Linked DNA regions of Homo sapiens: all the other regions are linked to region 2. The links are chromatin loops, found by intact Hi-C in ENCODE. Cell type or tissue: CD14-positive monocyte. All regions are shown on one strand. Links, peaks and the distances in the headings refer to the core of each region. The heading gives the core; the rest is flanking DNA.

Region 1 (10,015 bases), core at 569-8,568, 72 kb after region 2:
ATAGCATCATGGAGCTCAGCTTTCGCCTAAGCGAGGACACAGACTCATCTGTGAGGTCCATATGGTCTGGAGCAGGTGTGGCTCTGAGCCTCTACCCATCCCTGTGGTTCCTGCCGCCCCCACCCCTCTGCCTGCCCCCACCCACCCACTTTTCCCCTATGGCACAGCCCATGCCTCTCTGCCTGCAGCCTCTCTGCTTGGCAAAAACATCCCAGTGTCTGCAGTGGTATGTGTGGAAGGTGGTGTGTGGAGTGTGGTGTGTGTGGAGGGTGGCGTGTGTGGAGGGTGGTGTGTGTGTAGGGTGGTGTGTGGAGGGTGGCGTGTGTGTAAAGTGGTGTGTGTGGAGGGCGGTGTGTGGAGGGCGGTGTGTGTGGAGGGTGGTGTGTGGAGGGTGGTGTGTGGAGCATGGTGTGTGTGGAGGATGGTGTGTGTGGAGGGCGGTGTGTGTGGAGCATGGTGTATGTGGAGGGTGGTGTGTGGATGGTGTGTGTGGAGGGCGGTGTGTGTGGAGGGCGGTGTGTGTGGAGCATGGTGTGTGTGGAGGGCGGTGTGTGGGAGGGTGGTGTGTGTGGAGGGTGGTGTGTGGAGGGTGGTGTGTGTGGAGGGTGGTGTGTGTGGAGGGTGGTGTGTGTGGAGGGCGGTGTGTGTGGAGCGTGGTGTGTGTGGAGGGTGGTGTGTGTGGAGGGTGGTGTGTGTGGAGGGTGGTGTGTGTGGAGGATGGTGTGTGTGTAGGGTGGTGTGTGTGGAGGATGGTGTGTGTGTAGGGTGGTGTGTGTGGAGGATGGTGTGTGTGGAGGATGGTGTGTGTGGAGGATGGTGTGTGTGGAGGGCGGTGTGTGTGGAGCATGGTGTGTGTGGAGGGTGGTGTGTGTGGAGCATGGTGTGTGTGGAGCATGGTGTGTGTGGAGGGTGGTATGTGGAGAGTGGTGGAGGGTGGTGTGTGTGTAAAGTGGTGTGTGTGCTTTCCCCAGCTCCAGCCCTGGAGTATGGAGCCCTCAGCCATCCTGGAACTGGGCTGCGAGGCCATCCCTCTGCTCAGATGTGTCCTTTCTTTGACTGAGCCCTCCTTCCGTGACTCCCCCGCTGCCTCCCTTCTTGAGGCCGTTGTGTGAGAATCACAGGAGGCGCGCCCTAAGGACCAGGCACCCTGATTCTGTGGCCGTACTCATGCCCTGAGCTCAAGGAGTGGGAGCCAGGAAGGCTGAGCTCCAGTCTCAGCCCAATTGTGCAAACTGAGGTGATGTCACTCAAGCCTGTGGCAGTGCTGTCCGTAGCCATTAGCATTCCATGAGGCCCTCGAGTTTGGCGGCTGGATTCCCGCTGCCTGGCCCTTGCCAGGGATGTCACACAGCCCTATCCTCGGGCGCTCCAAATGCCTCCCTGTGCCTGTGATGTGTGGGGGAAGGCTGCGTCCTGGCCAGAGGCTCTTGGGGGCAGGTCTCAGACAGCAGCCCTGATGGCGTGGAGGAGCTGTCCACCCTCAGGCCCCACAAGCATCCAGCTGGTCCGTGTGCTGCTAAGTCCAGAAGGGTTATGTGTGCACACGTGTGTGTGCATGTGCACGTGTGTTCGTGTGTGTGCATGTGTGTGGGGGGAAGGGAGGCATGCATGTAGATAGAGATGCATAGATACTCTGCATTTTAGAAAGTTCCAGGTTCAAGTCAAGCTCCTTGGAGGCTCATTTCTAATGTGATTTTTTAGAGAAATAAACAACAGCAGTCGGGGTGGAGGCTTCTTCTCTCTGGCCCGTGATGGGCACTGCCTGCTGGCACTGCAGAGCAAGGGCTGGCTGGGGTGACAGGAGTGGGCTTTGCCTTTGGGCTGCTGGTGAATGACCCAGCTGTCCCCAGCGGGTGGACAGGCCTGACCTCAACACCAAGGTTATCCTTGTCTGTAGAATAAAGGGGGCCTGGATTCTATTTGTTTTTGGTTTTTCGGTGGGAAGCAGCATGATTTCATAGGAGGAGCCTCGGTTTGGGGTCAGAAGGTCTTATTTTGAGCCCAAATCATCCTTTCTCAGCCTGTGCCCAGGTTCCTCAGCAGTGAAGAGCAGGTGATAATATTAGGTTAAACTGCGTGGAATAGCCAATATTTGACTTTTTTTTTTTTTTTTTTTGAGACGGAGTCTCACTGTGTTGCCCAGGCTGGACTGCAGTGGCATGATCTCAGCTCACTGCAAGCTCCACCTCCCGGGTTCACGCCATTCTCCTGCCTCAGCCTCCGGAGTAGCTGGGACTACAGGCACCCGCCACCACGCCTGGCTAATTTTCTTGTATTTTTTAGTAGAGCTGGCATTTCACTGTGTTAGCCAAGATGGTCTCAATCTCCTGACCTCGTGATCCACCCACCTTGGCCTCCCAAATTGCTGGGATTACAGGCGTGAGCCATATTTGACTATTTTCTAACCTCAAAAATGATCATCTCACAGAGTTCAACGTAATATCTGACCCATCAACCATATAAAATTGTCAAAATTGTCATCTGAAAAACATATACGTAAATTATTTTTAAGCAGCTGAGTTTTCAGAATGTAAGTTATTTTTCTGACAAACCTGTCATTTTGACTTTTTTCCCCTTTTCTGAAACCGACTTTCTCCTCTCTTTTCTGGAATCTTGCTGTGTCGACCCAGCTGCAGCCCCTCCTCCTCCTCCAGGGTGCTGCGCCTATGGGACAGCACACTCACGCATCCAGTCCTTGTTGGCCTTGTCACAATCGTCACCTACTTTTAAAAAGTTTAAGAGCAAGTGTTGTAGCATCTCCTGGGTCCCGAGCTCTCCGAGGGACACAGTAAAAAGTGACTTAGGGCTGAGTCCAGAGACACTAGGTTTACCCTTGGAATCCTTGGAATCCATTCAAGGCAGCCGCCCCTACCTTTGGAGGGTGAAATTAAATTTAGTCCAAGCTGCAACAGCCAGTCCTGGGGTTGCCCGTTGAGCTGCGGCCCTGCCAGGTGGGTCACATATGAAAGAGCAGGTATTCTTCCCTCCTGACCCCTTATGGGGCCGTGCAGGCTGTGAGATAGGAGAGAGGCGGGGCCCCAGGGAGGGAGGAGGAGGTCAAGATCTAAGCTAATTCTCGTGGAGTGCAGGGCTCTGGGCAGAAGCTCCGTGCACACCCCTGGCCTCTCCGGTCTCTCTGTAGGATGGGAGCACTTCCAGGTCATTGTGTTCCTATAGGACCCTCAGGCGTGTGGGGTTGGCATCTCTGTGGTCCTGGGGCGGTTCTTCATATGGTCTCAGCCTGTCCTGTGGCTTCTCAGGGCCCCATTAACAATGGGGTGCTTACCACATGCCCCCCTACAGGTCTGTGGTCTACACTGAGGATGTAGCAGTGGAGGGCACATGAGGCTGCTGCCCTCGTAGGGTTTACTTTCTTTTTTTGAGATGGAGTCTCACTCTGTCGCCCAGGCTGGAGTGCAGTGGTGCGATCTTGACTCACTGCAACCTCCACCCCCTGGGTTCAAGCAATTCTCCTGCCTCAGCCTCCCGAGTATCTGGGATTACATGCGTGTGCTACCATGCCCGGTTAATTTTTGTATTTTCAGTAAAGACGGGGTTTCGCCATGTTGGCCAGGCTGGTCTTGAACTCCTGACCTCAGGTGATCTGCCCACCTCCCAAAGTGCTGGGATTACAGGCACGAGTTTCTGTGCCCCGCCAGGGCTTACATTCTTGAGGGTTCTGTCCCCCCTAGCCCCAGGGACCCCCGACCAGTGCCTCGGTCTGAGCTGGCACCTTACACAGGGCACAGGCTTGCGTAGGAGCCTGGGTTCCTGTGCGTCCGTCCTGTCACTCAGTAAGCAGCACTGTTGAGGGTTTGCTTTGAGGCTGGCATTCTTCCAGACATGGGACGGAGCAGGCACGGGACAGGCGAGAGCTTGCCACCCGTTTTCAGTCTTGCTCCTCCCCTCACTGCCCCCTGCCCTCCAGCTGAGAGGGAGTGGAGGGAAGCCCTTCACCAGAGCAGGAAGCCCCGGCTCCCTCTCCTGTGAACTCCCCTGGGGAAGTTGAGTCTGAGCAGTGTTTTAGCAGTGATGGGAGTGAGGACGTGCACATTTCATAGACGATGATGATACAGAGTAAGGCATTTTGGACGTGAGCTGTGGAGGGGGACCCATGAGGAGGGAGGCTTCCCATCCTTCCTTCCAGAAGCATCCACTTCTAAGACATTCGAGCTCACCAGCATGCAGAGTGGGGCCCCAGGAGCGCTCTCCCCTAGGTGCCAGGGGTTAGTGGTTAATGGTTTGACAATGATAATGAAACCAAAAGCCTGTGATTTTGGCTGAACAGGGGCATATGGAAATTTCCATCTGTAGCCGACTCTGGAGAGACGTGCGTGGCCAACTTCACAAGAGCTGCTTGCCCACACTGGCCATTGCGACTCCACGTCTCAGATCCCCGCACCAGCCTGGGCCAGCCAGGAGTAGCTGTTGCTGGCAGAGTTGCCCACAGCGAGGTGGGGATCGGGCAGTTTCCAGAAAAAGGGAAGCTGCTTGGCAAAAGCAGAAGTGATTTTTTTTTTTCTTTTTTTTTTTTGCCAGAGGCCCCAAACTCGCCAGTCTCAAACTGGGAAAACCCGTTCTTAGCAAAATGCTCCAGTGAGCTCTCATGGCAGGAAAGCTCACTCCAGTTCCGGAAAGTTGTGGTTTTGGCCTCTCCCAGCAAGAGGCACCAATGTAATGTCAGAGCCACGCTGAACTCTGGCATGGGCGACGTTTCTTTTTTCTTTGAGTTGTGTGTGTTTGTTTTGTGATATTTCCCTACCAGGCCATTAAGAAAAGTTAGATGGCAGCAAGGGTGTGAGTGGCTCGATCCCAGATAAAGAGGGCCAGGCACAGAGACGGCGGGATCGCTGGAGGAATTTGAGAGTCCCTCAGGTCTCACCACCCATTTGCGGGTTGGGGAGCAGGGGTACCCCTGTGGGCCGTGCCTTGGAGCTCAAGTGACTGGCCTAAGGTCACATTGCGGCGGCTCATCGAGGACTTCTTATTCCGTGTTGTCAGACTCGGCTTTCAGTGACACCATCAGTGACTGTGGGGGGAGGGACTAGATCTTCAGCATCAAAGTAGACACTGAATTAAAACTCACTGAGCTGAACTGATTTGCACAACTGCGAGGCAGCGCTCAGAGCACCAGACTCTCACCTCTGACTCCTCCCTCTGGCAGAAGCCGGTGGGGCGGGTGGATGCTGGTGGGGCACAAGGGCCATGTTCCTGGACACAGGACGATGGAGGTGGGGCAGGCGGGAAGGAGTGTAGAACTTGAGGATTTTGGAATTGGTCCATCTGGGTTCCAATCCAGGCTCGGGGCTCCTTGGCTGAGTGTGAGCTTGGGCTGCTTTGATGAGCATGGCCAATGCCATCTCTGAACCTCGGTTTGCCCACCTCCACAATGGCAGGGCTGCCCACCAGATGACGTGTGCTTCGAGGCAGAGCATGGGACAGGTTGCCCTTCTGCCTCCTGTTCATTTCTTCCTTTCTAAGATGAGGAAATAACCTATTAGCTGAGCAGGGTTACTTCGGAGCTTAGACAGATTTGATCCCTCCTTCCAGGAGAAACCTTCTGGACAGGCGTCTTTCCATTAAACACTCAAGAAGCGTTCTAGGTGAGGGGACTGTACCTCCAGGTTTCTCCTGGGCCCACCCGGTTCACACCCACTGTCCCTGTGTAATCATTTGATGTGCCCACTATGGGTAATTGGTGCTACGGTTCCCCTGCACCCCCCTCCCGCTTCTTTCTGCAGACACTGAGCCACCTGTGTGCACGGCCCCTCGGTTTAGGCGGTGTGGGTTCTCAGCCTCCCTGGTGTGTCTCGCTCCCCCTGCAGCCCAGCAGAGCCTCTCTGTGCCTAGCTACAGCACGCTCCGGAAAATGGCAAACGTGCTGCGGGCTGGGCAGGAGCAGCTTCCCCAGGTGGGAACACGCCCAGCATGCACAAGTGGCACGGATTGAATTATGTCCCCCAAAATATATAGAGAGGTCCTAACCCCCAGCACCTGTAAATGTGACCTTGTGTGGATATGGCGTCTCTGGCAGATGTACTTAGCGAAGATGAGGTCATCCTAGAGCAGGGTGGGCCCTTAATCCAGCATAACTGCAGCCTCCCAAGAAGATGGAAGACACAGGCCCGTGGGGAGCAGGCCATGGGACAGCAGAGGCCGAGACAGGAGTGCGCTGGTGGCTACCAAGGATCCCCAGGGAGAGCCAGTGACCCTCAGAACTAGGAAGAGGCACGGAAGGGTCCCCCACAGGCTTCAGAGAGGGCGCGGCCCTGCCCACCCCTTGATCTTGGACTTCAGGCCTGCAGAACTCTGAGAGAATCCGTTTCTGTTGTTCTAAGACCCCGTGTGTGTATGTTGTTACAGCAGCCGCCAGAAATGAATACAGCAGGACTTGGTGTTTCTTGTCACCCTCCATCCTTTGGTCTCCTGTCCATCTAGACACAGAGACTAATAGGGACATGGAGAAACTGAGGCACGGAGATTCTTGACTAAGAACTTCCCCACCATCATCCTGACATCGCTTGGACTCCTGCGGAAGGGAAGGGCCAAGTTCCAGAAAACAGAGCCTAGCTGGCATGGCCAGACCGCCCCGTGTGGGAGGGAGCAGGGCCCTGCCAGAAACTTTCTCCAAAGCACGGTGCATCGGAGGCCCCTTTCCCCAGGCAGCCTGTGTCTCAGGGCCTGCGGCCTGCCAGGCAGGGGGCACTGCCTCTGCGTCTTCGTTTCCCCAACACGGTTAGAATTCTCGAGGTCTCCACCACGCCCCTGTATTCCAGGATCACAAAGAACTTCCTAAATGGGAACCCATTTTCGTTCAGAACACCCTGCAGGAGCCATTGGGAGAGGAACCGTGGAGCAGTACCCAGGTCCTGGGCCTGCCTGAGCCAACCCGTACGGCTCGGTGGCTGGCCTCCCCAACTCTCCTCACCTGCGGGCTGTGAAGATCAAATGAGATGATGTCTGCTGACGGAAGTCCAATTTAATTTTTAAAGTTATTTATTATCCTTATTATCATTTTCTTATTTTTAGGTAGATCAAAAGACATGCAGTAGGCTGGGTGCGGTGGCTCACGCCTGTGATCCCAGCACTTTGGGAGGCCGAGGCAGGAAGATCACCTGAGGTCAGGAGTTTGAGACCAGCCTGGCCAACATGGTGAAACCCTGTCTCTGCTAAGAATATGAAAATTAGCCAGGGGTGGTGGCGGGGGCCTGTAATCCCAGCTACTCAGGAGGCTGAGGCAGGAGAATTGCTTGAACATGGGAGGTGGAGGTTGCAATGAGCCAAGATTGCGCCACTGCCCTCCAGCCTGGGCAACAAGAGCGAAGCTCCATCTCAAAAAAAAAAAAAAAAAAAAAAAAAAAAAGACATGCAGTATTTTCTTCATCTGTTTGTACTGCTATAACAAAATACCCGAGACTGGGTGATTTCTGAAGAATAGAAATTTATTTCCAGTTCTGGAGGCTGGAAAGTCCGAGACGAGGGTGGTGCCAGGAGGTTCGGTGTTGGGTGAGGGCCTGGTCTCTGCTTCCAAGGTGGCACCTTGCACACTGTGACTTCACATGGACAAAAGTAGGCCTCACTGGTTCCTTCCAGCTCTTTTCTAAGAGTAGTAACCCATTTCTGAGGGCCCTGTCCTCATGACCTAACCACCCCCAAGCCCACTTCTTAATATTGTTGCATGAGGGATTAAGTTTCAGCATGAATTTTGTAGGAGGCACAAACATTCAAACCATAGCAGTATTTATCCAAAGGTTTCATCTGCTCCCATCCTGAAAGCTGAAGTCCTCAGCCTCGTCTCTGCAATCTGACTTCACAGTGCAGGAGGGAGGGGTGGCGTAGTTTAAAAGCCGCTGGGCCACGGGCACTCTTTAGCAACTGACTCTTTAGAAAAGCAGCTCTGATTCATAGTGTTTCCTGACTGCTGTGGTGTAAATGTTCCCACCATGGAAGATTTCCACATGGCCTCAGTTAATGGAGCTGGGGAAAGACACCCCCAGTCTGCTCCGGGGAGCCCGTGTGAGCTGCCAGCTTCACCTGCCTAAACGGATGCTTCCGGGCGCCAACCTCACAGGGTGGCCTCCTTTTCTCTACACCTGAAACCCCAGAGGACAGAAGCATTGTGTCTGGAAGAAAGAGCCAGTTCGAAAGACTCAGGTGCCCAGGCTGGGAGCAAGGGCTGGAGCAGCCCCAGCGGAGCTTGTCGGTGCTTTGCCGCGTGGTTATATACCAGGTTAGCTCATCGTCGTGTTGGAAGGAAAAGGGCTCTGAGCCTTCAGAAGATGAGCAGTGCCCCAGGATGAGTGATGGGGCTGGGAAGGCCAGGGGGTACAGCCTCAGTGGGGTGCTTCACAGGGTCTCAGGTGTCGATGTCCTGTGGGAAGGACAAGTTCCTAGAGAGAGAGGCTCGGGGACAAGAGCTCAAGGCCAGCGTCCGTGAGGATGTGGCTTGAGAAAAGGAACAGAGCTGATCATAGAAGGAAAAGTCAGCTAAGAGCCACCTGCCTAATTCACTCTCAGTAGGCTCCTGTCGCCCCAGCCTGCTAACCCTTGGCCAGAGGAAAATTACCGGCAGCTCAGGGGCTCCCTTTGGATGCTTGGCCAAGAGGAATATTCTTCACTGTACCATCTCGGCCACACAGTTAAGCTGGTATCTGCTGTGTGGACACTGCTGTGTACCCAGAATAACACTAGACATCAGGGACCCCAGCCTAAGGCTGCAGTCTTCCTGCAAAGTCCAGGCGGTTTCACTGGGAGATTCCAGAACCATTTCCCTCTCGGGCATCCCCCGTCAAGCATGGGCTTTGCACAGGTACAAGGCCGAGAGCATTTACCTAGCAGTCCCTCACCCAGCCGCTTACCCCCATACACACTTACATTAGTAACAGCCTTGGTGATCTTGCTGACAGTTTAAGAAGCAGATGAGGACTCACATTTGTGTCATTAAAACACAAATCCCTTTGCAAAACTGGATCTCATTCCCAGCTGTGCGTGTTAGTGGACTGTCCTCCTCTTCAAATATGACCAAGCTTTTTAGAACAGTCATGCAAACGTCCTAGAATCCAACTACAGAAGAATACTGTAGGACATGGCATTTATGAAGCCCTATGGTGGTTATAAGAGGGGGATTCATTTTACAAAGATACAAAGATAACCAGAAGAATACTCACTTTATCTACACGTCCAAACACTCATCCACATGCACACGCATACACACCTACACATACAGACATACATGCACAAAGGGTCTCATATACCACCTCCTGCCAGCGTCCTAAGTTACGGTGTCCCTCAGAAACAGAGGTGGCGTTGTGGGATAGGGTAGTTCCAAATTGCAGCCATTCACACCTGCACAATTTTTATATCCAAGTGCAATTTTTAAGCTTATTTTTATTTTTTTATTTTTAAATTTTTTTGAGACGGAGTTTCTGTCGTCAGGCTGGAGTGCAGTGGTGCGATCTTGGCTCACCGCAACCTCTGCCTACCGGTTTCAAGTGATTCTCCTGCCTCAGCCTCCTGAGTAGCTGGGATTACAGGCGTGCGCCACCACACCCAGCTAAGTTTTGTATTTTTAGTAGAGACGGGGTTTCGCTATGTTGGCCAGACTGGTCTCGAACTCCTGACCTCAAGTGATCTGCCCACCCCCAAAGTGCTGGGATTACAACTGTGAACCACCGCGCCCGGCCTTACATTTATTTTTAAAAGAAACTTTCTAAGACTAGAAGAAATGGAAAACTTCTAACATGGTTCACCATAAATTGTAAAAATAAACAGCTGCCCATCAGGGTAAATCGTGTCAGCTCACACACCGCAAGTAGGGGCGAGCACTGATCAGGCCGGGAGGTCTGGCTCTGGAAAGTCATGTCACAGGGACTCATCTGTTGAGGAGGGCTCCTCCAGACCCTGCTAGCCCCCGATCTGAGGACAGCACCCGTCTGTGTTCCGGGACCATACACACTGTGTGTGTGAAAATCCAGCCCCCAGATGCCGGGAGAGGGACCCTGAGGGAGCGGCAGAC
Region 2 (10,015 bases), core at 1,437-9,436:
AAAATTAACCAGCTGTGGTGGTGTGTGCCTGTAATCCCAACTACTCGGGAGGCTGAGGCAGGAGAATCGCTTGAACCCAGGAGGCAGAGGTTGCAGTGAGCCGAGATGGTGCCACTGCACTCCAGCCTGGGTGACAGAGCGAGACTCCATCTCAAAAAACAAAAATAAAAACAAAACACTGTTCCTTGTGTTTTAGTCCCTGTCCAGAGGATCCCTGAGATCCCAGCGTCCAAACACCTCCCTCCACCTGATGGGGCCCCAGGGTGGCACAAACGATCTCCTTGGCAGTCCTTGAAGCTTCCTGGGAGCTGCTAGGAGGTGATGGGTGGCAGGTGGCAGGTGGCGATATCGTCCCTCCCCTCTGCCATTTCCCTCCACGCCCCACCCCTCCTGTAGATGACCACTTTGCCCCAGCTCAGAAATGCACCTCTGGTGTAAATTTACATTATTTTTATTGCAATAGTACTTTAAATACACAAATGCAAAGTACTTTAAGTATGTGAAAGGTTGAACTCCTTGTACTTAACTAGGAAAACATATGTACAAACGAAACCTCAAATCCCTGTAGAGTATAATAATTTAATGTGAGGGATGAGGCTCTTTGGCTGAAATACAATCTCTAAAGTTTGTTTTAACAGGGAAAAAATAATGCAGTCATAGGTCTGGTTTAATGTTTAATCTGCTTTAGTATTTTTAGCTTTAATAATAATATAGATAATGTCTTTTCATATCAGTGTATTTTGCAAAATGTCATGATTAACGTAAGGGCTTTGTTAGCTGGTTTACATTCATCAACCCTTGTATTTAACCAGATCCTGCTACCAAGCAACCTGAAATGTCAATTTAAGTGAGATAGCATTACACACTGTAAAACCATTGCTCAAATAGAGTTAGCAATAGGGTGATGTTGTTATCTACATTAAAAAATACCTAGTTTAATACTGCCAGGCTCAGGAATAGAAATTAAAATTGGTTATTAATCCCAGCAGAAAGACAAAAAAAAATCTCAGTTCAGCATAGGCTGTGGAAGGAAAGCAAATGAATGCTGGAAATGATGCATTTGTGCAATTTCAAGCATGGTCTGACCATAACTTAGGCTTTCTTACTGTCGTTTTCACTTTATCTTCACGTTAAAGTATCCAAACTGCTGGGAAACCTGCGTTTGCTCAGTGATGTTAATATCATTGGACTTTACTTGCTGCAAACCTTCATGTACATGTTACGCTGTTCTTCTCTCATTAGCTCGTGAAAGGTAAAACAGACCATCACTCCAACACAGTGCACCAAAGTCGCAACGTATGGTGTTAATCATTTAAGAAAGTGATGTTTTAACTATGAAAATAGCTGTCAATTGCAAACTATGACTGCAAAAGAAGAGTTTTATCTTTATAATGATCAAATAATTTAACATGACTACAGTATGGTTTATCGTGACTCCTGCATGTCGGGACAGTTCCAGGGAGGTGACACGGGCTCAGAATCAAATGTTATCCAGTGTCACCGGATGGACAGCAGCACCCCAGCACCTTCCTGGGTGAGCCTCTGTGCTTGTCACTACTTCTGGAGTAGCCCTGGCCAAGCCAGACTGCAGTCCCAGCTCCACCTTCTCCTTACGCAGACCTCAGGTGATGGAGCAGTCAACTTCACGAATACAGGTGGAAATACTTTGTGAAGCAAGGGGGCGAGTAGAGCCTGCAGACCCTCTGCCTCACTCCTTCTGCACAGGCAAGGCAAGCTGTGGGGAAGGAAGCTGGTCTCACCAGAGAGGGTCATCTTCCTAGGGGCTCGCAGCCCACAAGAAACTCCCTGTTATAGGTCATGGAACTGTGGGAACCCCAGCACTGATTTAGAAGGCAACAGAGATGTCAAAAGGACACTGTTATGGCAGTGGGTTCAGGCCCTGATCCACCTTGAACCTCCCTGGCTGCCAGTGTAATATCTTAGAGTGGAGACTGAATGGAGAACAACTCCCTTCTGGCCATGGTGCCACGGGGAGATAGAGGATGATTCTGAGATTACGCAAGACTTTCCTGTCCAAAATGTGTGTTCAAGGGCCAAGCACGGTCGCTCACGCCTGTAATCCCAGCAGTTTTGGAGGCCAAAGTGGGCGGATCACATGAAGTCAAGGGTTCAAGGCCAGCCTGGCCAACATGGTGAAACCCCATCTCTACTAAAAATGCAAAAATTAGCCAGGTATTGTGGCAGGTGCCTGTAATCCCAGCTACTTGGGAGGCTGAGGCAGAAGAATTGCTTGAACCTGGGAGGTGGAAGTTGCAGTGAGTCAAGATCGTGCCACTGCATTCCAGCCTGGGCGAGAGAGTGAGCCTCCATCTCAAACAAAAAACCAAACCAAACCAAAACAAAACAAAAAAACCCAAAAAACAAAGTGTGTGTTCAAGGAATTAGTCTCAAAGGAGCATTCAACCCAGCACAGTTTTGACAAAGTCAAATAAGAGTAGCTCCCGTCTTGTCGTGTGCCAGGCACCTTGCTAAACGCTATAAGCCTTGGTTTTTCCTCCCATTTAACAATGTTTGGGTACCTGTTGCTGTGTACAAACCATCCCAAATCTCAGTGGTTAAAGAGAGCCATTCAGTTCGCCCCAGGATTCTGAGGGTTGACTAGATTCAGTGGGACAGTCTTCTGTCCCACGTGGTGTCCACTGAGGCTGCGGCCACCTGGGGACTGGCCTGCACTGCTCACTCGGGTCTGGGGCCCTGGCAGGGACAGGTGGAAGGTCAGGTTGTGCTGGGATTTGGGGATGGCTGGGCCTCTCCCTCTTCTACACACCTCTCCATGTAGCGTTTTCACCTGGAGGTGGAGAAGCAGGGCAGACAGACTTCTTCCTCAATGGTGCAGAGCTTCCCAAAGTACAAAAGTAGAAGCCACCAGGTTTTCTCGTGGCCTAGACTGGGAGTGGCACAGCATCATTCTGGCGCTTTCTGTTGGCAAAGCGAGGCACAGGGCCAGCCCGGATGCAGAGTGGGAGGAGCCGCACAGGGACATGGAGCACGGCAGGGGTGGTGGTTGTCACTCAAGGAGGCAGAGGCTCAGGAAGATGGAGTCACTTGAGTTCACATAGCTGCTGACTGGTCTATTGCCAAGATTCACAATTCAAATTCAGGTCAGCCAAACTTCAAACCCAGATTCTTCCCTGCTGCTAAACTGATCATAACCCAGGACATACAGAAAAGAGGGGCAGAGGCTAAACCGTGTCACAAAAGCTAAGAACCATCCTGAACGAAGGCTTGCAAGTCATGCTGAGTCAACTTTTAAAATAGATTTTAGTCATGCTCAGAAAAACAGGAACAAGAAAGAAGAGGCTCCCCGCTTGGGACAGATGGTGACATTAAACAGATGAAAACACAGAGCTGCTGAACTCTTATTTGGCTTCTATTCTATCCAGGATCATTATCTTCAAACTGTGAAGGGCAGAGCAAACATCAGTCCGAGGGAGGCTGTGTTCTGTGTAGATTCTGAGTCGGAAGTCCTGGGGTTTGCTCAGCTCTGCCCGGCCGGCTGCTTTAACGCAGGAAACCCACACTCGTCCTCCAAGATGGTGTCCGGCACTAAGCGGAGAAAATAAAAACAAGCCCACAGGCCATCTGAAGGGCAAACGAGATGACGTTGTGACAATTAATGAGATAGCTCAGACCTAGAACAGAGCTACACTCAATCCATGTTAATTTTTATTGAGGAGGTCATGTGACCATCTGATTTGAACGAATTCGATTTCAGAGCATGAAGGAAGTACGATGTACAGAAGACACTGATGGATGTATGAGGCGCTTTAAAGAATGCAGGAGGCCGGATGTGGTGGCTCATGCCTGTAATTCCAGCACTTTGGGAGGCTGAGGCAGGTGGATCACTTGAAGTCAGGAATTTGAGACTAGCCTGGCCAACACGGTGAAACCTGTCTCTACTGAAAATACAAAAATCAGCTGAGCATGGTGGCGCACACCTTGTAGTCCTGCTACTTGGGAGGCTGAGGCCTGAGAACTGCTTGAACCCTGGAGGCGGAGGTTGTGTTGAGCCAAGATTGTGCCACTGCACTACCAGCCTGGGCAACAGAGTGAGACTCTGTCTCAAAAAAATAAATAAATAAAATAAAATAGAGAACGCTGGAAAACAGCAAAAGTGCAGGAAAACTAAAGACAAGCAACTGTGGTCCTGAGTTCCAAAAGAGGCAGGTGTTTCAACAAAATATAGACCAATACAATTGATTTTAATCCTGGACAAGGTTCTAGATGTAAATCATGATAATAGCCATACAACAAAAATCTTGCAGTCATTAAAAATCATGTTGTAAAAGCCTATTTCATGATAAGGAAGACTGTTCTCACTATAGCGAGTTGTAAAACTGATGGCAGAACAATATGTATGCTATTATCTTAATTTGGATTAAAAAAACTTGTAAATGTGCCTCTCACAAAACAAGGGTCCAAAGGTCCGAGGCCGTCCCTTTAATCCCTCTGCAGACTGGCTTTTCCTCTTTCTTTGTTCACAGGACGTCCGTCCACCAAGACTGGCTGGGCTTTCTCCAGTCTTGACCGAGCACCTAGGAGAGGGCAGCTGGCTGGCCTGGTTGACCTTTGATCTCCACTCCAGCCCAATCCGTTACAGGCACTTGGTGCAAACATGGGTGCTGGGCCCACCCCTGCGATTTGGGGGACAGTTCTCAGAGAAGATGAGGGGTCATGAGTTGGCCACGTACCCCCAAAGGTGACCACTATACAAAGCTGGCAACACGCATGAGAGAACAACAAAAATGACCCACACAAACCAGGTGTCTATTCACCAGGGGTCCAGGAGGAGATAGTTGGCACCCATAATTTACGTAATTTGAGGAGAGATTAATAAAGGGACTATTTACGAGTGTAGGGAGCCCCAGAGGATGGTGCAGAGTCCTGGAGCTGGTGACAGCAAGGCACCTCGGCTCCCTCGGCCTGAAGAGGTGAAGGAAGCAGCTCCCAGAGCCTGTAGGACCTGCCAGCAGTGGCCAGGGTACCCAGTAGCACTGAGGCCACCGCAGGGAGGGAACGGGGAGGACACATTCCCAACTTCTATTCTCCTCCTCCCTCGGTCCAGTGGCCCAGGGGTGCCATCCACTGGTCCAAGCCCACCAGAAGCCAGAGGTCAAGGTGCCCGTTGAGGCAGCTCATGAATCTGCAAACAGAAGGTATTCAGCACATCTAACGACCTTCAGCAGAATTTTGGTTTATAAAAAATGTAAGGGGTCTCAGATGTAGATTCTGTTCCACAGCCAGCCATTTTCAAGGAGCATCATTTTGGGACCACCATTTTCATGTCTCCAGAAATTAAATGGCTGATTAACATTCTTCTATGGGGTCATGACAATGAGCTGTTCTCTTATTTAGCAGTTGGGTCATTTCCAAGTTTCACCCTGACGTCTTTCGGTTTGGTAATGGTCTGCTGTAGAACACCACGTCCTCCCTTTCCCCACAGACTTGCCACTTGGCATTGTAATTGTCTGCTGTCTGTTTGTCTGCCTTCCTCCTAGACTGTCTTGCCCTTGAGTTCCTTTGTCTCTGTAGCCCAGCTCCTAACAATGCCTGGCACAGAATAGGCACTTAATAAATATTTGCGGAACATAAGAAAATGAACGAATAACAAGACAGCAAGTGAAGGCTGGATCCTGGCCCAAGGGCGTGAATTTCTCTCATCTTTGATGTACACCCCAGGGTGCCGATGAAAGTGCCAGAATGTGCCACCCTAGCTTGGTGTTGAGGCAGCAGGCTGCAAGTGAAAGAGGTCGGGCTTCACTCCTATACTTCCCAGGTTTTCAGAGCACGTTCCCTAATATCTCTGCCTCTCGGTTCCCTCTTTGCGTAACAGGGGCACGGGTTCTTACAGGTTTAGCCCCGTGTTTCTAATCCTCAAAGCTCTGTCGCTATTATTCTCTTCCCTTTTTCAGTAGCATTATTACCCAAGAATATGTTAGGCAATTGTGTTGAGATAGAAAAGGGAAAAATGCCAGAAAAGAAGGTCAAGCTAAGTGCTCTATTAAGAAAAGTGCAAGATTATAATGGAGAGAAACCAAAGGGCAGCGGCACCAGCAGGAGACAGGGAGCTGAAGCTGTGACCGAAGACTTCCAGAACCAAGACAAACGCACATCTCAGATTCACCTCGAATTCCTGCAGATTCTTTTTTTTTTTTTTTTCTGAGAGTCTTGCTCTGTTGCCCAGGCTGGAGTGCAGTGGCATGATCTTTGCTCACTGCAGCCTCCGCCTCCTGGGTTCAAGCAATTCTCCTGCCTCAGCCTACCGAGTAGCTGGGCTTACAGGCACCCGCCACCTCACCCGGCTAATTTTTGTATTTTTATTAGAAACGGTTTCACCATGTTGGCCAGAGTGATCTCGAACTCCTGACCTCATGATCTGCCCACCTCCGCCTCCCAAATTGTTGGGATTACAGGCGTGAGCCACTGTGCCTGGACGAATTCCTACAGATTTTTAATTGTTCAATATTTAACAAATGTGCTTCTTGGAAAAGTCTTGATGCACCTGACGAAATCTTATCCAGTGACAAGTTTTTATATTTCAAGCTGAATAATCATAATAAAACAAGTGAAACTGCTGCCAGCTTAAGATGAAGAGTTGGCGGGGCCTCACCAATTTTCACTGGTTCTGTGATAACAATTAGTAAATTATTGGAACCCCTGTTTCTTTTATATTTATTTATTTTTTATTTTTGGAGACAGGGTGTCACTCCAGTTGCCCAGGCTAGAGTGCAGTGGCGCAATCTCGGCTCACTGCAGCCTCGACCTCCCGGGCTCAGGTGATTCTCCCACCTCAGTCCCTATTTCTGTTAAACTTTTCTTTCTGTTAGTGTCTAGCTCCTTCATTCCCATTTCAAGTTGAATTTCAAACTCTCTGAGGGATAGTCAATTTCCAGTTGGCCCTTCCTGAAAGTAAGTTTAGGTGTTTCCTGGGCCCCTCCTCCCAGGCAGGTCCAGAATTCCAGGCTCTGGTCCTTCTAGCACTGGGAGGCTGCCGGAAGCTCTGTGTGGCCTCTTTGCAGCTGCCCTCTTCTTGGTTTCTTGGCCTCTCACCATTGTGTGCAGGAAGGACTTAGCCAATGCCTGGGAGCCTGGATGGTGGACAGACAACAGGCCGGCTTCCCTTGCCTCAGGGATCTTGGCCCTCAAGTCCTGGCAATGAAAGTTGACTTTCTTTCCTTTGCCTTTTATTTCCTACCATTTGGAGTTGGGAGTGGAAGTCAAGCAAGCCACATGTTTTCTTGCAGGAGAACAGTTTCCCCCTGGAGTCCTGTGTGCTGCCTCAGCCTTATGATTCCTATTCTTCAGCTCCACCAGCCTCAGCCACCCGTTCACATGGCTGACACTAGATTTTGTTATAACCAAGCCCTGTACTACCTCTGAAACCTCAATTCCCAGCATCCGCTGCCGCCGCCTTTTGTCCTCCTGGCTCACTCGCTCTGCACTCCCACGTCAACCATTCCCCCACCTGGATGAGGCTCTCCTCCCCAGCCCACATCTTCCCACTCCCCAGCATTCCCCGCTCTCACCTCCTGCCCCCTCAAACCCCAGTTTCATTCTGACTGCTGCTTTGCGAACCCCCTAACCTCCCTTGCTCATTTCTCCCTCTGACATATAGCCTCAATGATGATCGAGCCCAGCCATTTCTCACGCTACATTAGGTGCTGGACATGGCTGGAGAACCTTCCAAATCGGTTTCGAATGGGCACTCGACCGAGCCATGTTTCCCAGCTCTCAGTTGATGACTTCACCAAAGCTGACAGATAAAATATGTGCTATCAGGCTGGGTGCGGTGGCTCATACCTGTAGTCCCAACACTTTGGGAGGCTGAGGCGGGCAGATCACTTGAGGTCAGGAGTTCAAGACCAGCCTGGCCAACATGGTGGAACCTCGTCTCTATGAAAAATACAAAAATTAGCTGAGTGTGGTGGCTTGTGTCCATAGTCCCAGCTGCTTGGGAGGCTGAGGCAGGAGAATTGCTTCAACCTGGGTGGTGGAGGATGCAGTGAGCCAAGACTGCGCCACTGTAGCCACTGTACTCCAGCCTAGGTGACAGACCGAGACTCTATCTCAAAAAAAAAAAAAAAAAACAGGGCTTGCCATCTTCCGGACCTCAGTCCCACTGACATCCTACCTGTGTCACCAGGGAGCTCCTTCTCTCTCTGTCCTCTAAACATTGCGACCTCAACGTCCTGTTCTTGGGTTTCATCTCTGTCTATACCCCTTCCCTAGGTAATTGTTCAGGATTGAATAGTGTCCTTCCAAGGTTCCTGTCCACCACAACCTTATTTGGAAATAGGGTCTTTGTACATTTAAGCAGGTTAAGATGAGGTCATACTGGAGCAGGGTAGACCCTCATCCAATGACTGGTGTCTTCTTATAGGAGGGAGATTTGGACATAGATAGAGGTGAAAAGGCCATCTGATGACAGAGGCAGAGATGGAGTGATGCAACTGCAGGCTGAGGACTTCCAGTGATGCAAAAGATGGACCAGAAGTTGAAAGAGGCTGGGAAAGATTCTCTTCTAGAGCTTCCGGAGAGGGGGTGCTCCTGCTGACACCCAATGCTGGACTTCCAGCCTCCAGAATTTTGACAGCATAAGCAGCTGTTGCTTTACATCACCCAATTTGTGCACTCTGCTATGACAGTCACAAGAAACCAACACAGTAATCCTTTGACTTCTACCATCTCTGCACTGATGATACTGAAAATACATAACTTCACTGCTTTCCTTGTATCTGAGTTCCAGGCAGGACTACAAACCATTTGCTCAGCATCATCCTTTGGATATCAAAAGGCGCCTCAAACTTACCATGGCCCAAAGAGAACTACTGAATGCCCCTACATCTGCCCCCTGCAAGCCTTCTCCCTGCTCAGTAAATAAAACCCACGCAGTTTCTCAGGCAAAACTCATCATGTTCTCTCGTACTTTCGCTCTATCACCTTTTTATTTTTCTTTTTGAGACAGGGTCTCACTCTGTCACCCAGGCTGGAGTATAGTCCCCCAGTCACAGCTCACTGAAGACTTGACCTCCCATGCTCAAGCGATCCTTCCACCGCAGCCTTCCAAGTAGCTGGAACTGCAGGTGCACGGCACCAAACCCAGCTAATTGAGTTATTTTTTGTAGCGACGGGGTTTCACCATGTTGTCTAGGCTGGTCTTGAACTCCTGGACTCGAGTGATTCACTTGCCTTGGCCTCCGAAACTGCTGGGATTACAGGTGTGAGTCACCGTGCCCAGCCACTATATAAAGCTAGAACCTCAGTGCAGGTCCCCATCAGCCCTGGCCTGGACCATCGTCTCTCACCTGGACAACTTCCTGTGTCCCAGCTTCTGCTTGGACTCCTCACATACAGGGCATCCCACATGCAGCTGCTGCGGTGGCTGCTCTGCGGAGGAAATCGGAGTGGGCCTCTCCTGACCCCAGGGGTGAAAGGCATGTACTTGCCAAAGGACAGCGGCCCTGTACTGCTGCTTCCTGCTCTCCCCACTACCAGCCTGGCCTTCCCGCTGACTCTTGCCTGGGTTAAGCTGGTTCTGAGGGCCCATGTGGGAGACTATGCTCCTGTCCCACTGGGGGAAAAGAGACAAAGTGCAGCTCTCCTATTTAGATAAACTCCTGAGGCCAGGAGCGGTGGCTCATGCCTGTAATTCCAGCACTTTGGGAGGCTGAGGCGGACAGATCACCTGAAGTCAGGAGTTCAAGACCAGCGAGGTCAACATGGCGAAACCCCATCTCTACCAAAAATACAAAAATTAACCAGCCATGCTGGTGCATGCCTATGATCTCAGCTACTTGGGAGGCTGAGGCAGGAGAATCGCTTGAACCCAGGAGGCAGAGCTTGCAGCAAGATGAGATCAGGCCACTGCACTCCAGCCTGGGTGACAGAGCAAGGCTCTGTCTCAAAAAAAAAGAAAAAGAAAAAAGAAAAAATCTCCTGAAGAAGTGCTGCCAATGTGTCCCGGTGGCGAACATTCATCCAGCACCTCTTTGGA
Region 3 (10,015 bases), core at 582-8,581, 110 kb after region 2:
AGCTCCATTCCTCTCTGAGTCTGTCTCTCCTCCCCTGCCAGGCTGAGCAGAGCTGCCTCACACACTGGGTCCTGGGTACAGGGTCTCCTCCCTGCCTTCCCACCCTGGCTTGAACTTCCCTTACTGGAGCTGAAATCTTAGCGAAGTTGTCATTCTTTGCCTGGCCTTGCCCTTCCTGAGTCATCACTTATTACCTTTGGCCCAAACAGAAAAGACTGGGGATGATGTGGGGGCTTTGGGGATGGCCCACAGTTTTCTGGGGACTCTCTTGACCCCATATACATTGAAGGGTATCTTGGCCTCCTGCGGAGCGTGGAGCCCAACGCTTACTTGCTTGCTGAAGTTGTGGGGAATCCAAAGAAGCAGCAGATGGGAGGGGAGTGGGGGAGAGAGGAAGGGAAGGAAGAGAAGATCGTAGATGGCCTCCTCAGTGGCTGAACCGTGGGCTGTCACCGCTGTCTGGTGGAGAGGAGGAGGGGGAGGCTGAGAACCAGAAGCCCTGACTGTTGAGTGAATTTGCAGCAACAAGTAGAGCTGCAGGCTGGAAAGTACTAGATTCGGAGCTCACCCAGCATCCCTCTTGTCGCCCTTCTGTGACATTGATGCATGGCACTTTGAGTAAGCCATGTCCTTTTTTTTTTTTTTCCTTACAATCGCCTTCCGTAAGCCAGAGGCTGTCTGTCTGCTTCAAGTCTGTGATTCGGGGTCCTTGAGTGCTGGTGATTAGGAGTGACCTGGGGGTCGCTTGACCCCCCTCCTGGGGGGAGGCTTGATTCTGTGCATCTGAATTTTCAACCCAGGTGGAGAGCAAAGGTGATAGTAAACAATTGAAGAAGGCTGGGCTAGCAGGGAATCCAGCGTTGATGGCGTTACGGATTGTAGGTGTTGGAAGATGGGGAGAGGCCTAGGGATACAACCAGGATGCAGGCAGGAGGCCCCAAAACATAAATCGAGAATTCGGGGACTGCTAGGTGTGAATAGTTGAGAGTAAGTGAGAGGGGGAAGCTCCCTGGGACGCAGTCAGAGTGAGCCGGCACCCTGGGGCTCCACACACCCTGGGCAGGCTCCGACTCACCCGAGGGGCCTCACTGTGGGCCTCTTAGGTCTGGGGGTTTCTCACCTTCCAGCTGCTTCCCCAACTTGCATGGAAACTTCCAAGGACTAGATAAATCTCAGGTGTGTGTGTGTGGTTTTTTTTTTTTCAGCCCAGCAGTAGTAGGCCTTGAGAGACACACGCTTATAATGAGGAAACTGAGGGTTCAGTGGTTAAATTCAGTGAACATAATTGAAAATCTAAAATATTTAATCTTCTTTGCCTAAAGTCACAAAGGGATTCAGCTGGAAAGAGAAGCCAGGTGTCCTGCGGTCCAGCCTGTTCTTTTGAAGCTGGGAGTGGGGTGGGTGGTGGAGGGGAACGGAGGCTGGTGGACTGAGGTTGGGTGGACCCAGTCCCTAAGCCTGGTCTTCGTGTTTGTTACCCAGCTCTGGCTTCTCTTCAGGTCCTGTCCCAGGGTGAAATTAAACATCAGCACTTTAGCAAAACAAACTCTTGAGTCCTGTGTCCCAGGCATTGGCCTTTCCAACAAGAGGAAGATGCTTGGTCTTGACCTCCTCACTTCATAGTGTTGGATAACCAGGGGTCCCTGGAACTGCGGCTTCTAATTTTGTGTTCTTCTTTCAGCTCAGCTGTTAACTAATGGAATCCATCTTGGATTTATCCAACTCCTTCACAGCGCTCTTTCAAACTATAGATCTTTTTCTTCCTTTAAAAGTATTCAGGTCTCTCCTCCCCAGAGATGCCCCACAGACCAGTCTCACCACACCCCCTTCTAACAAACCCCCTTACCTCCTCTCAGACTCAGCCCAGGCCTAATGAAGGTGAATGCCTGTACTTTTGTTTTATGCATTACTTTGTATTAAATTGTGTTCAATTCTTGTCGGTAGATTCAATTGATGACTCCTAATGCAGTCAGGTAGGGGTCTTAATTTCTTAGAAGGATCTGTCTCTACGTTACCTCTTACACTGCTGTTAGCTGTCTGTATTGCATATTTTGGTAAATATTGATTGATTGATTATTAGGCATCTGGCACCATGTGTGGCAGTTTCATGAATGTTAATTATTATAATTTTCATGATGATCCTGGGAGATTTCCCTTTTACACAAGGAAATTGAGGCTCCATGAATTTGAATAATTTACTGAGATTGCATAACCAGTAAATGGCAAACTAGAGCTCAAACTCGGGCCCTCGGACAACTCCAAAGTTGTCCCTCCAACTGTACTTATGAGCCACATGGTGAATGTCCGGTAGTGAAAACCTACCTTTAGCTCTTGTTGGGGGCTGGTGACGTAGCAGGAAACCTAGGTTGGACCTACAGGTAAGTGGCTCGTTCAAGGCTCAATACCTTCCCTCCCTTCCTAGTGGGCAGGCTTGTCCTGAAGCCTCAGCAGCCCGGCACCAGTGGGACAGTGCACTGACCTGTCATCAGCCCTGCACACCTGTCAGCTTTGTGGGCTTTCCAGCCAAGCCTTTCATTGGCCTGAACCAAACATCCTTCCCACAAGTGTGAGTTAAGGCCCTGGAGTCCTAAAAGGGTTTAATGTGAGATGGCAAAGCTCTAGCCTCAATTACTGAATTATGAGTTAAGAGAAAAATAGAATGGAATCACAAGCACCTGATGCCCAAGAACTGGGGGGTGTTCCTTCTTCACCCCAGAGGCCTCGTGGCCTGGGCCTGGCAGAGCATTCTGCTGTTCACCCCCTGGCTACCACGGGCAAATTATTTCCTTCTCCTGAGCCTGATTTTTCTTCTAAGAATGGAGACAGTACCTGCCTTGCAGGAGTAAGGGGCAGCTGCCAGCACATAATAGATGCTTCATAAATAGCAGGTCCCTCTCTTCAGGTGAGCCGTCAGCCGTGGCCTGTCCTGGCAGAGCCCAGCAGAACACCTTCCAAAGCAGTGGGAGCAACTGAGTTTTTGATGGAATTCTCCAGGTCTTAGCACTTTGACTATTCATCAGGCGACTGAGGCGAGAGGGCTGTGGGTTCTGCAGGGTCCCTGTCGTTCCTTTGTTCTTCCAATCCCACCTGTCCTAGCTGGTGGTTCTGCCCCACCTGTCACACATGGACAGGGTCTGCCCTCTCCGCCACCTGGGGTCCCATGGTGGTTCTGCTACTGCCACCTTCTGAAGGTCACTGGGCATGTCCGTATGGTCTTCCTCGATCGTAAATTTCCTTCTCGGTGCCCCGTGCACCTCTCCCCCTGTGCTCTGACCCAGGGGAGGTAGGGAGAGAGCAGAAGAAAAGCAAAGCCAGACTTAGGTGTTTGTTTTGATTTTATTTTGTGGGCAAGGTATGTGGTGGCATTTTATTGTTTAATGTCTGCTTTTAGGGAGTCTGCCATCTGCCTGGTAATAATGGCTGCAGCTCCTTAGTCACCGGTGAGCTAGAGCCTGGCTGTGCAGATTCCAGTAAATAAGATAACAGACGCTTGGCGGGGCTGCGGGTACAGAGCCAGCCCATGGGCTGCAGGCGCTGCCAGGAACTGCCCCACTACTGTGTTGCGGGGGTGGCAACTTTAGGGGGTTCCAGGCAGCCCAGGGTGGGCCCTCTGGGCAGAGTGGAGGGCTGTGGAGTTGGGGGCCCCTGTTCTTCCCCAACTTGGCTTTCCTTTTCTTTTTGGTCATGGGCTCTCAGAGTCTGGGGGCTCCTAGGGCAGGGTTTTGCTAGTGCTTGGAGAGAGAACCAGCTGCAGAATCAGGAGCTGAGGACAGTGAGAAACAGCACCAAGCCTCGGAAACCTTGTGGGCTTTTCTTTTCTCACAACCCAAACAACTGATGTTTTCAACCTTAGATGAAGACGTTCTTGCTTTGCAAGCTGCGTTGGCCAAGTCACATTGAGAATCAGGTTTTAACTGAGGGTGGAATTACAGCTGACAAATGTGAGCATTTGGGGGTGCTCTCTAAGGCTTTTCTGGAAGGTCTACTAGGGTCCACTTGCCTGTTGTCAGAAGGGAGAACTGGGGTGGCTTGTGTTAGAGAAAAAGTGGGAAGGAAACAAAATATTATCTTCACTTGATGTAAGGAGAATGCACATGACTCCAGGTAACCCGGGGCCAGTAAGCAGCGTCTTCCGTGGACCATGGTGGGTGTGGGGCTCTTTCTTGGGGCCCATTGCTGTGGCTCATACCCTGCCTGTGGCTCTGGGGTGGCTGACGTGGAGGTTCTGGCACTTTCCCAAAACCGTAGCCATCAGACAGTTAAATCCTGCCCTGCCGTTCCATTCATCAAAGCAGGGAAATGTGCAGGACACTTTTAGAAATATTCTCACCAATAAGCATCCGAAGGGTGATTGCTGCTTATCCAAACAAATAAGTAAGAATGATAATCCTTTAATTGCCATTCCCCAAGGTTTTCTAGTACCTAAGGCCTTCCCGCCACAACTTTGGCAGGAAATGGGTAGCTCTTCAAAGATGAGCTTTCTGGATAACGGAGCTTCCCCCTAATAAACGGTGCTTGATTTGGGCTCAGGCAGCCCGGTGACCATTGCCATGTGAGTCAAGTGAGCTGGCAGGGAACCTGGAGGTATCCTTGGAGGGGGAGTTTGCATCTGAAGAGCAAGCAGGAATGATATGCTTTTAAGCCCCGGAAGACCAATGTGAAGGCACCGTTCCTGTGCTGAGAAGACTGGTGGGAGGACCCCACAGCGAGCGCCTGCCGGAGTCCCCTCGAAGCTCGCCAGGTGGAGCGGCCACCACAACTCTGGAATGAGGCCCACTCCGACACCTGCCGTGGACTGCGAGAGTCTCTGGATGATCCCCGCTGCTGATTCTGCACCCGTCTCGGGGTAGGGGTGTGTGGGAAGGGGCCGGGCTGGCCTAGGGATTCACCTGTTTTGAAAGCAGAATTGCTCAGATTCCAGAAGCCCACTCACCCCTCTTGGGATTTGCCCTTAGTATTAGGCCAAGACCCAAGGCAGGCATTTACGCAGGATGGCCAAACCTGGCTGGGAGCCAGCTGCAGGCATCTGCCACCACCCCTTCCCTCTGAGTCACCCCATACTCATCCGTGCAAGGCGTAGAGCCCTGAGACGTGCTCACTGGCATCTTCCAACACGAACTCCAGGGGGACGATTGGAAGGAAGGGTGGCCGTGGAGTGGGGAGGAGGGGGAGCGCGGGAGAGAACCGTGCTCCCACCAGGCCTGGGCTTGGGCGTGAGGAGCTTTAAGTGCCCCACTGCGGCGTTAGGATAGCCAAGGCTTTAGCCTTGGATGCTGGCCCAGACCCTTCGGGGGTCTCACAGACTGCAGGACTTGCAGCTGCTCCTCCCTGGCTGCCTGGAGGCCGGCCCTCAGGCCGCGCAGCCATCTGTCGTGGTTCGCCTGTGAGGAGAGACTTGGGAGGGAGGGGCTTTCTGAGGCCTCTATTTTTTTTTTTCTCCTGTTCACCTTCCTTCTCAAAGCCCGACTTGATCTATGAGAACCATCTCCCCTACTGTCTCCTGACTGGGGAGAAAAGATGTCAGCGGATAGCCTCAAGCCCCCCCAACAACCTGCACTAGACTCTCTTGTTACAGTACACGTTCCTGGGTCTCGCCCGTCTGCTGACTGTGCATCACCAGGCGCTCAGCCATGCCTTGTGTGCACTTTGGACCAGCTTTGCAGGAGAGAGGCCTCCTGTTTCCCTGCTGCTCTTTTATCTGAGGAACAAAATCATGGGCCTTCTTGCCTACAGTCCAACTGGTCATTGAGTCTAGCAGTTTCCCCCCAAATCAGTTTCACCCATGAAGAGAGATAAGTAAATCCTTGTGCAATTGCAAAAGAAAAAAAAAGAATCCAGAGTATTTTTCAATGGTCCCAAATGCCGAGGCACTGCGGTTCAGCCAGCTACACCTTGTCTGGAATACTGTCGACAAACTAGAGTCCTGCCAGATGCACTTGACAATGAAATCAACCCGAGCATCACCAATCTCTGGTGCTGGACTCAGCTGCCACCACTTTGACAAAGTCTGGAGTGCAGTGAGTGAGGACACTAGGTGATGGGTGGGGAGCCCCGCCCGCTGTGGCCGGGGTTCCTCACATTTTAAATATCTGCCGTCGTCTTGCTGCGGGGCGGTCCCTGTGCTCACTTGGGCAGAGGGAAAGGGGGTAGTTTGTAGGGAGGGGTTACGAAACTATGCCTTTAGCCTCTTCCTTCCTCCAGAGCCTTCCCTTGAGTCTAGCGTCCCCACTACAGGCTTCCCCCGACTTTTATTCTCCAAGCGGTTTTTCTGTTTGGCCGTTGTCTCCACCGCATCCAGATTTATCTCTTCTCTCCCCTATGCCTTTTGGGTCTTCTGAGAGTAGCTAATCCAATAACCCGCCAAGTCAGAGAAGGGTTCGGATGCACGAGTTCTCGCTCCTGGCTTCCTCTGAAATGCTGCCTTGACCCAAGTGAGGGGCCCGGGAATAGGCAGTGGAAACGGTTGTGTAGGTTTGGGACATCGCACCCTGCTGGGACTTACCTGTTGGAGAAACTGGGCTTTTGGTGGCAAACGAATCATTCTTCCTACCTCCGTGGCAGCTGTGCATCTACGCTGGGTTCTGGAAGGCGCAGTGCTGGCCATTTCAGCTCGTAGGTTGGGAAGAAGGGGCAGTGTGCCCGATCTGATAGGTGTAACACGCCATGGTGCTTTGGCACCAAGAGGCCAATTGAAACTGGAGAGTTTTAGAGAATAAAGTATGACCGTCACCCACAGCACAGCTGCTTCCTGAAAATTCCACTCCCGCTGCATGAAAAAGCACATGGAGTATTCCAGGATTCTTAATATAGGCATTTTCCCACGTTCTGTAGATTGCTTGTTTTTCTTCCCCTATCCCATGGGTCTGCTGGTGGCTGACTGGCCACTTTTTGGTCAGCTTTATTGAGGTGTGATTTACATATAATGCCCTTTGACTGACAGTATACAATTAGATGGGTTGTCGTAAGTGTGCACAGTCATGTGACCACCGCCACAGTGTGATCTGGAACATTTCCACCACTCCACAAGGTCCCTCTGACCCTTTACAGCCTCTGCCCTTCCCCACCTCCACCTTCAGACTTGAGGGTGGGTCCATGTCTTACCTTTGTGTATCCCATGTCCAGCGCAATTCTGAACCCAGGTGGACACAAGTGATGTTTAAATGAGTACATTAGGAGGCCTGGCTTTTTTTTTTCCCCAGGCTGGAGTGCAATGGTGCGATCTTGGCTCACTTCAACCTCCATCTCCCAGGTTCAAGCGATTCTCGTGGCTCAGCCTCCTGAGTAGCTGGGACTACAGCATGCACCAACACGCCCAGCTAACTTTTTATAGTGTTAGTAGAGACAGGGTTTTGCCATGTTGCCCAGGCTGGTCTTGAGCTCCTGAGCTCAGGTGGTCTGCCCGTCTCCACCTCAAAGTCCTCAGGTTACAGGTGTGAGCCACTGTACCCAGCCAGCTCTGGCATATTTTAAAAATCCTCCCAAGACTCCTTCTGTCTCCTCCCATTGATCCTAAATTTTGAAGGATTGTCCACCCAAGCATTTGTTAATTAGTAATTTCTTCATTTAGTCACTCACTCCTGGTACCAGCCTTCCTGATCAGCCTGAGATAATCAGCGTGACCGAAGTTGATAACATTCCAGCTGAAAGCAGAGACTTGCTGTTCTCGTTTGCCTATGCAGTCACGGGTGAAATGTGCAATTTCCTTTCCGTTCCTTGAGTGCCTGCGAGCACTGCGAGAGCCTCCATTGTTACTTTCTGTTATCTCTCACCCTAGACCAGAAATCGCCAGCCTTCACCACTGGCCTCTGCCTTTTTCTTTTTTCTTTTAATAATAAATGAGGAAGTTAGCCCTTGAGCAATTTAGGAGTTCACCCAAGAGCACCCCAAAAGGCTTGAAGTTTACAGGGATTTTTCTCTGTCCCAAACTGTTTGTTGTTGTCATAGTTGTTGAGACGGAGTCTCGCTCTGTCGCCCAAGCTGGGGTGCAGTGGTGGGATCCTGGCTCACTGCAACCTCCGCTTCCCGGGTTCAAGCGATTCTCCTGCTTCAGCCTCCTGAGTAGCTGGGACTACAGGCGGCCACCACCACGCCCAGCTAATTTTTGTATTTTTAGTAGAGACAGGTTTGGCCAGGCTGGTCTAGAACTCCTGACCTCAGGTGATCAGCCTGCCTTGGCCTCCCAAAATGCTTGGACTATAGGCGTGAGCCACTGTGCCCAGCCTGTCCTAAACTTTGTCACCAAGGATTTGATGTGTCCCTTCATTCTGCCTTCCTGAGCTCCCTTTCACTTGTACGTTGGGGAAGGATCTTGGCAAACCTGAAGGTAAGGTGGAATCTGCCTCTTTCCTCTCATCAAAGCTCTGAGAAGGAAGAATCTGTAGTGTCCCTGGGTTCAGTAATCATAGTATATTGCCTCTAAACTCAGTGAAGCATTTTAAAGTGATAACTCATGTTTTCCAAATGAGTCCCAGGCATCACAGCCATGTCTTTGTTAACTCATATGTGGTTCTATACTTCTATATGTTAACTCATTTTCCAGTAGGAACTCCCATGATTCCCAGTTTTTAGATTAAAAAACAGAGAAATGAAGTAACTTTCCCAGGGTTACATAGTCACAAGATCACCTATTGCTACATAACAAACCACCCCAAAACTTAAAAATATGATTTGAAATCATCTTTCATGGATTTAGGAGTCATCTGGCTCAGCTGAGTTCTCACTGGGGGTTCCTCCTATTTGAAAAGTCAGGTGGCAGCTGAGCCTGGCACATCCTAGAGGCTCCTTCACTCTCACATCACTCCCTGGGGCTGGCCGTGCAGCTGTTTCTCCATCCGTGCAGCCTCTCCACGTGGCTGGCTTGAGCTTCCTCATAACATGGTGGTCTTGGTGCAGATTCCTAACGTGGCAGCTGGTTTCACCCGCGGCAGACATTACAAGAGATCCAGGAGGAACTGCGAGGTTCCTTCTCACCTAACCCAGAAGTCAGGTGGTGTGGTTTCTGCTGCATTTCTGTTGAGCACAGCTGCCCCAACTCAAGGATGGAGGAACAGATTCGCCCACTCAACAGGAGACAGCACATGTATGCAGGGAGGGACCACATTCCTAGTGGCTGTCCTGTGGGCTACTTACCCCATGGAGCCCCTGTGCCTGCCATGCGTTGAGCCACTTCCGCAGCGGCTTTCAGACTTTGACAGTGAGCCACGGCGAGGAACTTCACATCATGACCTATTGGATATAGACATCCCAGAAAACTCCTGGAGCTCTGGTTTTGTTCTATGAACAGCAGCCGCAACAAAACCTGTGTGTCCTGAGTGGATTTTATGACCTATGTCCTACGTGCAGTTTGAGAAGCAGTTCCACAGGATGCCACCTCAAGTGCCGACTCTGTGCCGCGATGGAACACCACGGAATAAAGAAAACAAATGTCAATTTGGGTTACACAGATGCCACGTCTTACCAACCCAGCAAAAGTCCAGGTGTTGAACAAAATAGCCTGTTGGTGAGTCAGTGCGGGAAATAGACTCTCCTACATCATAGTTAGGAGAGCAAACTGTCCAATGCTGAGGAGGGCTCGTGGTGACATCCGTGTCCCCACCCAAATCTCCTCTTGAATTGTAATTCCCACATGTCAAGGGAGAGAGCAGGTGGAGGTAATTCAATCATGGGGGTGGTTTCCCCCATGCTGTTCTGTGATAGTGAGTTCTCACGAGATCTGTTGGTTTTATAAGGGGCCCTTCCCCCTGTCTGCACGTGGCAGAAATAATAAATGCACTGACCTGCAAGCAGCAGCCACACTTCTGGGAACTTATGCTGGAAATATGAAGTATGGACCAAGTTTTTATTGTATTAATTCTCTGTAATTGCCAAAGATTGAAAGCAGCCTGCGTCACCTACAGGGGACTGGTTAAACTAGAGCATTCCAGACAAAAGCATATGACGTGGATACCCCCAAATCCCTACGTGCTGATATTGAAAGATCTCCCAGATAGGCGAGGCAGTAAGACACGAGCAAAAC

The links. A loop is a pair of places that touch in the nucleus more often than their neighbours do. Peaks named below come from ENCODE experiments on the same cell type or tissue, not always from the same donor. Only the 100,000 strongest peaks of a DNase experiment are listed, where the experiment ranks them.
Region 1: it touches region 2 in a loop (2.6-fold over the local background); 10 of 110 quality-filtered maps call a loop at or near these places.
Region 3: a loop joins it to region 2, with 2.0 times the contacts of the local background. A loop is called at or near these places in 5 of 110 quality-filtered maps.

Annotation. Positions count from the first base shown.
Region 1 is chr7:151,845,861-151,855,875 of GRCh38, reverse strand. All of the region lies in intron 1 of PRKAG2 (protein kinase AMP-activated non-catalytic subunit gamma 2), which reads left to right. Among named protein-coding and RNA genes, the nearest start is that of PRKAG2-AS1, 26 kb to the left of the region's middle. RefSeq lists enhancers at 874-1,394, 1,395-1,915. In CD14-positive monocyte, for the core only: a CTCF peak has its summit at 5,173; DNase peaks (open chromatin) are centred at 3,905, 4,575, 5,025, 7,875 and 1 weaker place; H3K4me3 peaks cover 2,118 bases; H3K27ac peaks cover 5,482 bases.
Region 2 is chr7:151,919,196-151,929,210 of GRCh38, reverse strand. No RefSeq gene overlaps it. Among named protein-coding and RNA genes, the nearest start is that of GALNTL5, 32 kb to the left of the region's middle. RefSeq lists an enhancer at 3,129-3,428. In CD14-positive monocyte, for the core only: no CTCF peak of the experiment used is centred there; DNase peaks (open chromatin) are centred at 3,260, 5,420, 5,860, 8,490 and 2 weaker places; H3K4me3 peaks cover 4,156 bases; H3K27ac peaks cover 7,960 bases.
Region 3 is chr7:151,804,123-151,814,137 of GRCh38, reverse strand. The region is part of intron 1 of PRKAG2 (protein kinase AMP-activated non-catalytic subunit gamma 2); the gene reads left to right. It overlaps PRKAG2-AS2 (PRKAG2 antisense RNA 2), which reads right to left and starts at 7,800. Exons shown (of 3, transcript NR_171033.1): 1 at 7,102-7,800; 2 at 6,503-6,766; 3 at 3,318-4,889. In CD14-positive monocyte, for the core only: a CTCF peak has its summit at 5,120; DNase peaks (open chromatin) are centred at 5,037, 6,127, 6,977 and 7,817; H3K4me3 peaks cover 2,871 bases; H3K27ac peaks cover 4,675 bases.